Linked DNA regions of Mus musculus: region 2 is linked to region 1. The links are chromatin loops, found by intact Hi-C in ENCODE. Cell type or tissue: left cerebral cortex. All regions are shown on one strand. Each heading gives the region's core, and the rest is flanking DNA. Links, peaks and the distances in the headings are about the cores only.

Evidence for each region. A loop is a pair of places that touch in the nucleus more often than their neighbours do. Peaks named below come from ENCODE experiments on the same cell type or tissue, not always from the same donor. Only the 100,000 strongest peaks of a DNase experiment are listed, where the experiment ranks them.
Region 2: a loop joins it to region 1, with 7 times the contacts of the local background. A loop is called at or near these places in 4 of 42 quality-filtered maps.

Annotation. Positions count from the first base shown.
Region 1 is chr8:38,659,220-38,664,347 of GRCm38, forward strand. Sgcz (sarcoglycan zeta) reads right to left here and starts at 2,289. Exons shown (of 8, transcript NM_145841.2): 1 at 1,506-2,289. The coding sequence starts at 1,544. Gm40493 (a long non-coding RNA gene) reads left to right here. Exons shown (of 3, transcript XR_870371.2): 1 at 1-666. In left cerebral cortex, for the core only: a CTCF peak has its summit at 2,322; DNase peaks (open chromatin) are centred at 67, 315, 924, 1,510 and 2 more places; H3K4me3 peaks cover 2,745 bases; H3K27ac peaks cover 2,292 bases.
Region 2 is chr8:39,005,227-39,009,226 of GRCm38, forward strand. Tusc3 (tumor suppressor candidate 3) reads left to right here and starts at 619. Exons shown (of 10, transcript NM_030254.4): 1 at 619-974. The coding sequence starts at 837. In left cerebral cortex, for the core only: a CTCF peak has its summit at 658; DNase peaks (open chromatin) are centred at 662, 983, 1,513, 1,894 and 1 more place; H3K4me3 peaks cover 1,995 bases; H3K27ac peaks cover 1,830 bases.

The DNA.
Region 1 (5,128 bases), core at 1-4,000:
GTTTGCCAACTTTAAACTGGAATATCAAATCTGCTTCTTCCCCACTTCATCTCCTCCAAGGAACACAGAAGCTTGGATTGAAGTACTATCTATGGTGTATTCAAACAGGCCCCACTCCCTGGGGCTAAAAGCACAGCCCAGTACCAGAGGGTTCTACATACTTTTTCCTCTTGTGGCTTGGTAGCCACAAGGTGACATGTGCACCCACTGGGGATGGACAGGCTTAGGGACTCCATCAGAGCAAGCTGCAGAGGATTTCCCATACCCTCTACTCACCTTCTTTTACAAACCCATTTACCTGACTCTACTTAGCAAACCTCTAATGGTCAAGTTTCCCCAGCAGGAAGAGATGTCTTAAAAGTCCTCACCGGAACAAAGTCCTTACATGTAGTAGATCTCTAGTAACCCCCCTCCCACCCACCCACCCGAAGCAGAATGGTTATGTACCAAATGACTGGAGGAGGAGTAGGGTGAATATGTATGCATATTTAACACGCCAGCATCTCCTCATTTCAGCTTTATCATCTAAGAGTGAGCGGGACATTTAAATTATTTTGCGATTTTTTTTTTAAGTTCTTTCTTTTCATATCTGCCCTGCTGGTAGAGATACCCACCAGGAGAGTGGCGAATTCGTGGCCTGGGCGCTCTGAGGCCACTTCAGGACAGGTAGGTAGAGAACACTGAAGGGCACCACATGGGGTGCAGTAGCAGACCAGGGAGGGTCTGGGACCCCGGAGGATGGGCGGGGGAGGGGCGCCCCGCCCCCTCCAGAATCGCTTCCACCCGGGGCTACCCTCCCTGGCTCCTCAGACCTGGCCTGGTAATAGAATTAGCTCTTCCCTCCATGTGCTGGTGGAGACAGGCCAGCAGGGGACCCCCTCATGTCTCTCCTCTCGCCCTGTGCCCCGGGATGATCACCACCCGTTCCCGCCCAAAGGCAGTGGCCTTCAAGGGAGTGGGGGGGGGAGCGGTGTGGTTAATGATAGGAAAAGGGGGGCTTTGCCTAGTGGTGGCCACAAACACCTCTGTGCAGCGAATTTACGAACGGAAACAGGCTGTCCCGGTGTCGCACGGGGGCAGGAGCGGGACAGAAGAGAGGCGGGCGGGGACGGGAGGGAAAGTGGCCCCGGACAACTTTGCCGGGAATACGGGCGACCTCGAGTAGAGATGGGGAGACCTCCGTATCCTCAGCCAGCTCCGGGGCACCGAGGACCTCGGGTCCTGCAGCCCAGCTGCCGTTGTCACCCGTGAGGGGAGCACCGGGTGGCCTCCAGCCGGAACAACGACGCGGAGGGCAGCCCCGCGCGGGAGGGCGAGGGACAGCCGCCTGTGTGTCCACGGCCCGGGGAGGGGCGCTGCGCCCGGGGACACCCCGCCCCAGATGCCCCCTCGCCGTCCAGCGGGACCCGCGACTACTCCGGAGACGCCGGGTAGCGGGCGAGCAGAGCCCGGGATGCGAGCGCGGCAGAGCGGAAAGCCAGCGCCGCCGCCGCAGGACCACGTACCTTGAGCTCCTGGATGTCCAGGTCCGTGGATCTGTCCATGGAGCGAAACTAAAGGAAGTGGAGAGGAACTGGCCAAGTTGCTCCCCGAACCGATCTAGTCTTTTAGTTTCCAGCTGAAACTCAGCTTTATCCTCCTCCAAGCCCTGGTAGCTTCTCTCAGTCTCATCCTCCGTGGTCTCGCCGCCTCCACCGGTTAAAAATAATACAAATAAATAAATATTAATGAGAATTCACTTTGTTTTACTTCTTCAAAGATTTAGGGACAGTTGATCTTTACCGCCGTGCGACACAGCTCAGTCGACTCAAGCAAAGGAGGGGGAAAAATCCACTCAATTTCAGATTATTTTTTTCTTCGGCAATAAGCTTAGAAACCAGCGAGTTGCTGCATCCCAAGAAAAAAAGCTGCTTCCCTGGACAGCATCATGCGGCAAAATTCAAGCAAATGTGTTCAAACTGGAGAGAAGACTATGTGATAAAAAGCCTTCCTCCGTCAGGCATACTCTGGTAGCTAATTTAGCACGCTGTGAGTCTCAGACATTAGCAATCATCAATTTCCCTGGCAAGATAACTGGATCCCCGAAGTCCTGCATAGACTTAAAAAATGTCTTGTAGCTAAGAGGTATTCTCTCAGTGGGGAAAAGACGGTAATAAAGTCTGAAGGGACCGTTCTCCTTTGAAGGTTATGCTAAAAGAGTTGAGAGAATAGGAGGTGGCTCCCACAGAGAGAAAAGAGCGAAGAGAAGAGAGGGAGACCGCAATTTTCCTCCTGCTTTGCTGTTTTACTGGCCTTCACCACCAGGTGACTGACTTCACTTCTCCCTTCCACAGCCAGCACTAAGGGGATTTCTCTCATCTGTCAAAAAGCAACATTTCCTCTCCAGACAAATACAGTCGCTGGGTCTTAAAGACTGCCCTCTGTCCGGAATCTACTAGGTGACAGGCATTTTAATTCACTTACTCTGTTGCAGCTTCTTGCTCAGATAAGCACAGGGAGACACAGGCTTGCCTGTATCATTTTTATGCATTCAATTAAATCTCGTCTGTATCCAATTAGATCTGGGCTGTTTAAATGTCACGTTGCTTTTACCTAAAATACTAATTTTAAATGATGAGACGTAGGATTGTTAAAGATTTCTTTCCACGATGCAACTCAAGATATTTTAAGTTTTCTGCTGGAAAATGTTTCTTTGAATTCATTCTAACAGGTCACTACATCGCACTTGTAATCTGTAAATTTGGAGGTAGGGGCTCCTCTGCTTCATTTACATATTTTAGGGTAAACACCTTGATTTATGTTAAGGCTTCAGTGGCTTTTTATTGTGGCATATAAAAATTGCAAATATAAAGATGTTTTCAGATTTCAAAAAGAGCAATGTAAATTATTTTATTTCAAAAAGAATGTATTTTTAAAAAATAGAAATATGACCACATATACTTTTCTGGACTTCTTCTCTAACTTCATTTTCATATTTCTGCACTGCTGAGCTCCAGCCATCTGGTCTACCTGTGTGAGTGCCGTTTCTTCCACTTTCAGCTAATATATACCACTGCCTCTCTGTCAGGACATCTCTTTCCTCTTCTGACTTCATGTATTTCCCTTTCTCTGGTTTCAATCTAATGCCAGTCCCTCAGAAAAGATTTTTTAAGGGTGAGTCCTTTGTATATTGTATTTAGTTAACTTACTATAGCAGAACCTCAATTTATCATTTTTGCATATGTGCATTGATTATCTGCTTGAATGTGTGACTTCTTCAATAAATGGTATGCCCTTGAGATATCAGACCAGTCTTATTTACCAGTACATCCAGAGCCTAGCAAATGATAAAGCATGCAAATGTGAAATAAGTAGATTAATGCATGTAAGAAGTCTTTAAAGTTACCATTCTAATACCTAAAACTGCCTGTTTTTTTCTTCCTGTCATCTCCACTATTATATATATATATGAATATATATGTGTTACATATATATGTACACACACATATATGTATATATACGATAGTCTTTTATATTATTATATATCTTACATACACATTATATAATTATATACATATATATTAATCTTATATATTATCACATTTCTCTGCATTTTTCTCCCCATTGAGTGTTTTGCAGCTAAGCCTGCAGGGCTTGGATTTATCCTTACGCATGCTGAGTTCTTTGCTTTAGCCCATTTCTATTTCACGTGTTTATCAAAGCCATCTTTCTTCTTTGACTTCTGCCTACAGCATTCAGAGATAACATGAAATAGCCAATAATCCATAATTTGTGGGCCTAACATCAAATCCTGAAAATAAATATTACCTGTCTTGTTTGTATAATTATCTTACATAATAATGTATGGAAAATAATAAAGTTGGACATAGGCAGTACATGGACTTATATAAAATATAACTCCTTAAATAGCTGCTTTTTTAAAAAGTACCACTGATCCAACATGAAAATACATAATTTTTTAAATCAGAACTTTTACACAAAGTGTTTATATATTGCCTATCAAATAGTGGTTGTCTAATTTTAGAAAATAATAAAACAAGATGATGTATATGAATATATTTGCAGAGTGATATTAAGATTTTACAATTTATAATTGTAGTGTGTACAATTTTTAATTGTAATGGTATATAATATAGTTTATTAATATTATTACTATATTATACTGTTATATGTATGAACAAAAATAATTAAATTGCATTTTTCAAATACAATTATATTCATAGATAGGTATGTGTTTGTACATATAAATGAGCATGTATATAATAACTTTATTTTTAGTAAGACTGAGATTCAAAACCAAATATTTCTAACATGTGATGTTGCTCAACCTTCATTTTGATGAGCTACATAAATGATTGGTGACCTCTAATTTAGCTACATATTGCATTTAATTAAATATCTATATAGTCAAAGACTACTGAGTCTTTACAAGCTAACATAAATTTCCATATAAATTCATTAGTCTACATATTCCTAAAACTCAATGATAGTTGATAAAAAGGGATGCAATTTGGTAAGATATATTTATATAACCTTTCAAGGCAATCAGGACTTTGTTCCATTTCATCTGACCGAAAAGTAGACGAGGCAACTCTCTGAAACCTGGATTGACTTTACTCTTAAAATCAGGCAAGGCAAGAATAGGGAAGTAAAACAAGAATAGCCATATTTTTTAGAAGTCCTAAATTCCAAATCCAAGAATAAGACAGCTACCCATGATGGTAAAGAAAACCATCGTCCTGGCACAAAACAGAATATCTGAAAGGCGAATGATTCAATTTAGCAAAGATGTGTGATTCAAAGGCAAACTGCACAGAGTAATTGCAATACCCAAGCAAAGGAAAGGAAGGCAGTGTGAAAAGCCCTGCAGGTCATGAGATTTTACACTTCAGGTTCACTCATCCATAGATACATTCATCAATGTCACCTTCACCCATAGGTACTAAGGCAGATGTATACCTGCCATTGTGAGCATCTTTAGATTACAGAAGTCAGCTACTTGTAAATCAATATGCTTTCTTCCAGTCAACAAGATATTTCTTATTCATCTGTGGTAAAAAAAAAATCACTTACAGAGTTTTAAAATTCGTAAGCCTTTATACTTCTTTCTTCAAACTCTCATGCCAAA
Region 2 (4,000 bases), core at 1-4,000, 350 kb after region 1:
GGGTGTGTGTATAATTTATGCAGTTAAAAGTACTTTCAATGTCTTTAGGTTTTTCATCAGACTATCAAAGGTGTTTATCGTACAAGAGAAAAAAATCTTTAGGTAGAGGAAACAATGCAGTTACAAGATGCCTTTATTACGCTCTATTCATTTTTGAATAGAAAAATGTTGTTAGTTTCTAGAGCAATGCTGCTAACTTCATGAATAGTGAATGAATAGCTTCTAGCCAGGTTGGCTTCTAAGGGCCCTGATGGGAGGTGGAAGAAACCCCGGGGCAAAGTGTAGAACACTCATGTACATCCAGGCAACTATGTTGTGTTTCAAGTGTGGTAAGGACCTCAAGAGAATACATATAGGGGTCCCTAGCAACTTATTAAAGTGATGGGAACCTTCTGGTGCAAGAAGGCAGCGGGATGTCCTCCTGATCCAGATGGCAGGTTGGCTCAACGGGCTCATTGCACACTCCTGTGCCCTGTGTGCTTAGTGGGCAGCCCAGCGTTGGGTCAGAGGTGAAAGCAAGGGGTTACTTCTTGATGCTTGCACACAGGAAGCCCCGGAGAGAGCAGCGGAGACGCGCGCGCACAGAGCCGCTTTCTCGCCACGCCCACTTCCTGCTCCATCCCGCGCCATTCTTGTCCCTCTCCTGGTGAACCGGATGCGCTGTCAGTCTCCTCCTCCTCCGCGTCCTTAGCCTCCACCCAGCTCCCTGGAGAAGCCGCTGCCACCCCGAGGCCTTGGCCAGGAGAGGCTGCTGGCGACTGGCCTGGCGGGCGCGGGCACGGTAGGAGCTGGGCGCGCACGGCTACCGCGCGTGGAGGAGACACAGCCCTGCGGCCATGAGTGCCAGGGCCGCTCCTTCACGCCGGAGACAGGCGGGCCGCCGGTTGCGCTACCTGCCTACTGGTAGCTTTCCCTTCCTCCTCTTGCTGCTGCTGCTCTGCATCCAGCTCGGGGGCGGACAGAAGAAAAAGGAGGTAGGCTGGATCCCTCGGGCGGTCGCCTCCGGGCGGGGGAGGGCTGGAGTTTGTCGCGTTGCTAGGAAGCCCCGCCGCGTTGCTAGGCAGCGGGGACGTGGGCGCCCCGGGGGCGGGAGCTACGTGGGCGGGAGCGGGTTGGGCGTGTCCCTTGGGCGCCACGGGTTGTGAGTGCTGAGGGTGACCCTACTCCTACATCCTGAAAGTGTGAGCTGAAGTCTGAAAGCTGGTGCTTCTGAGACCCTAGCTGTGCTGTGTGCCTCAGGTGTAGGCCGGACTTTGGATGCTGGTGTTCCTAAAGGGCTTGCTGGGTGTGAAAATACCCTAAGGGGAGTACTTGCAAGCACAGAGGAACTATTTACCCATTATTCTGCTCTTCTTTATGTTAAGACGTCACATTGAGCGTGTTATTCATTCTGTATTCCTAATAATACCCTTGTAGAACTAACTGAATGCTTATGTCTGTGTTCAACCTCAGTGTGTGATCAAGAGAACAGTCGCATTTTTATTTTTAGCTTTTACACTATGCATATTTATTTGGGAAGTTTGGGTCACCTGATTTCAATTTCAACCTATCTCTAGGGCCAAGGCTGAGATTTGACGAATCTAAGTGGGTGGTAGAATAATTCGAGCTCAGTTGTGCAGAATTAATCTGGTCTGTTCGCTTCACAAAAGCATTTGCTTTGGAATTGAGTAGGATTTTTAATTGTAGACCAGTTTGGTAAGAGTATTTTGTTTATACGGTTGAAGATGGGTTTTTCTGTTGAAATTACACAAGTCACGAGGCTCATAAAAAAGAATCTGGTTCAGTTTATTATCAGAATTTCTTATCAGTAGGGTAGGGAGTGAGTGAGCGCACATTGTAATCATTTTCCTTCATTAATTAAAAAGAAATGAAATGTTAATGTGTGTGATTTGTGCACCACTTGGGTAGGTGTCCTAGGAGGAATCTGATCCCCTGGAACTGGAGTCACAGCGGGTTGTGAGCTATCATGTGGGTGCTGGGAATTGAAACCAGGCCTTCTGGAAGAGAAGCTAGTGCTCTAACAGCTGAGCCTTCTTCAGTGCTCTCTCTCATCAGCTTTGCTTGAAACCACCTCAGTATTCACAATTGCCTTTCCTGGCCCCCTCCCCCCACCTTGAGATTTTTTCTCCTCCTCCTCCTCCTCCTCCTCCTCCTCCTCCTCCTCCTCCTCCTCCTCCTCCTTTTCCTATTCCTCCTCTTCCTCCTCCTCCTCCTCTTCCCCCTCCCCCTCCTCTTCTTCCTCCTCCTCCTCTTCTTCCTCTTCCCCCTCCTCTTCCTCTTCCTCCTCTTCCCCCGCTAACTTTTTTTTTTTTTGTACAAAATTCTTGGTATTTTGATAAGAAGTTGGAGAAGCCCTACTGTTAACTTGAAATCGAACTTCCACCACAAACTAGTTAGGTTTTTCCAGCACTTTGTGTCTTGTACATATTTTTCAGAGTCTTAAATTCAGTTCATGAGAAAGGTAGTAGGTTTGTAGCATTTCACTTATTATTTTATTTTTTGGGGTGGGGGGGACTGCTGTGATATACAAAGCAGAGGGCAGTGGTAACCGATGATGACATTCATGGCGTTTGTGACGTTTTCCACATCCAACAGTGTCACCAAAGCCACATTATAAGCTGTAGGGAAAGATATTAGAAAGTTTACAGGTTCACTGATAGTTAGCACCTGCAATCATGAGACTATTTCAATATGTAAAATGATTTAACAGTTAAACCTAAAGTACATATCTCCTTTCCTTAAAAATCCTTAGAACATTGGTTAGACAAGGTATTTTCTAAAAGGAAAAGATTAGGAGCCGTTGAGATGGTCCAGCAGGTGGAGGCGTTTGCCATCAGAGATGATGATTTGAATTCCATTTCCAGAACTGTCATGGTGGAGAATACCAACTCCTATAACTAACTGTCCTTTGATCTCAAGACATATAGGCTTTGGCACATCTACACCACACATGAACATGCACACGCTTTCACACACACACACACACACACACACACACACACACACACACACACACACAGTGTGCGTAAGTGTAAAGATTGGGGGAAACATGATTTGAGATAGAGAAGGGATGAGTTCCAAAATTACGTTGTCATTAAAAAAAGAGAACCAAATACTAATACGTGATGATATTACAGAGCACACATAGTGTATGTAGAGGAAATTACATTCTTAAAGCTTAGATAATGGTATTCTCTTTTAATTCTGGAAGAAAAAGTACTGTTTTGGAAATTATGAAACTGGTACCATTTTAGAAACATTGTCTGTAGTAGATGCTGTTTTTTTCCCTCTGACTTATGAATTTCATTGCCACTATAAGATTCTATAGCACTGAATCAGAAAGCATAGCAGTTGGAACATAATTTAAAATAGATATTACTGCCATCTGAATCAGAGTGGCAGTTTTGGCATGAACATGCTTCCTACTTAAGGCAGAAACCATGCTAACATCCAAAGCTAAACTGGGAAAGTGATTATGACAGCAACAATCACCATTATGGATTTTTGAGTCATGTATGGTCCAGTCTTCACAACTGGATCTCTAAGTAGACACCTGGCAGACACGCACCCTTGAAGTTTTGTGTGTTGATTTTCCAATCCAGACACTAAGAACCTACATCTTAGGATGTTGAGGTTAAGACTGTATGAAGTGTTCATAACAGGGCTTAATACATACTAGCAAATATCAATAACTACCAGCTACTACTATGTAATACCCGAATAAAGGAACGTTAATAAGAGTTCTGACATGTAACTTAATTGTTGTTAATTAAACTACAACATATTGTATGGCCACTGTATTGAATTATCATATTGTAAAACACTGAAATCTTAAAATCTTAGGTGGTGGAAGTTTCCTAGAAGAGCTTTTCCATCACACAAGAGTTAGAGTCCATAGATTGTTGTGTGCTTGTGTTCACCTGTGTGTACCATGCATGTGTTTATACACATTTCTTCATAAATTGACATTTACTTCATTAAAATGAGTTTTGATATTTTC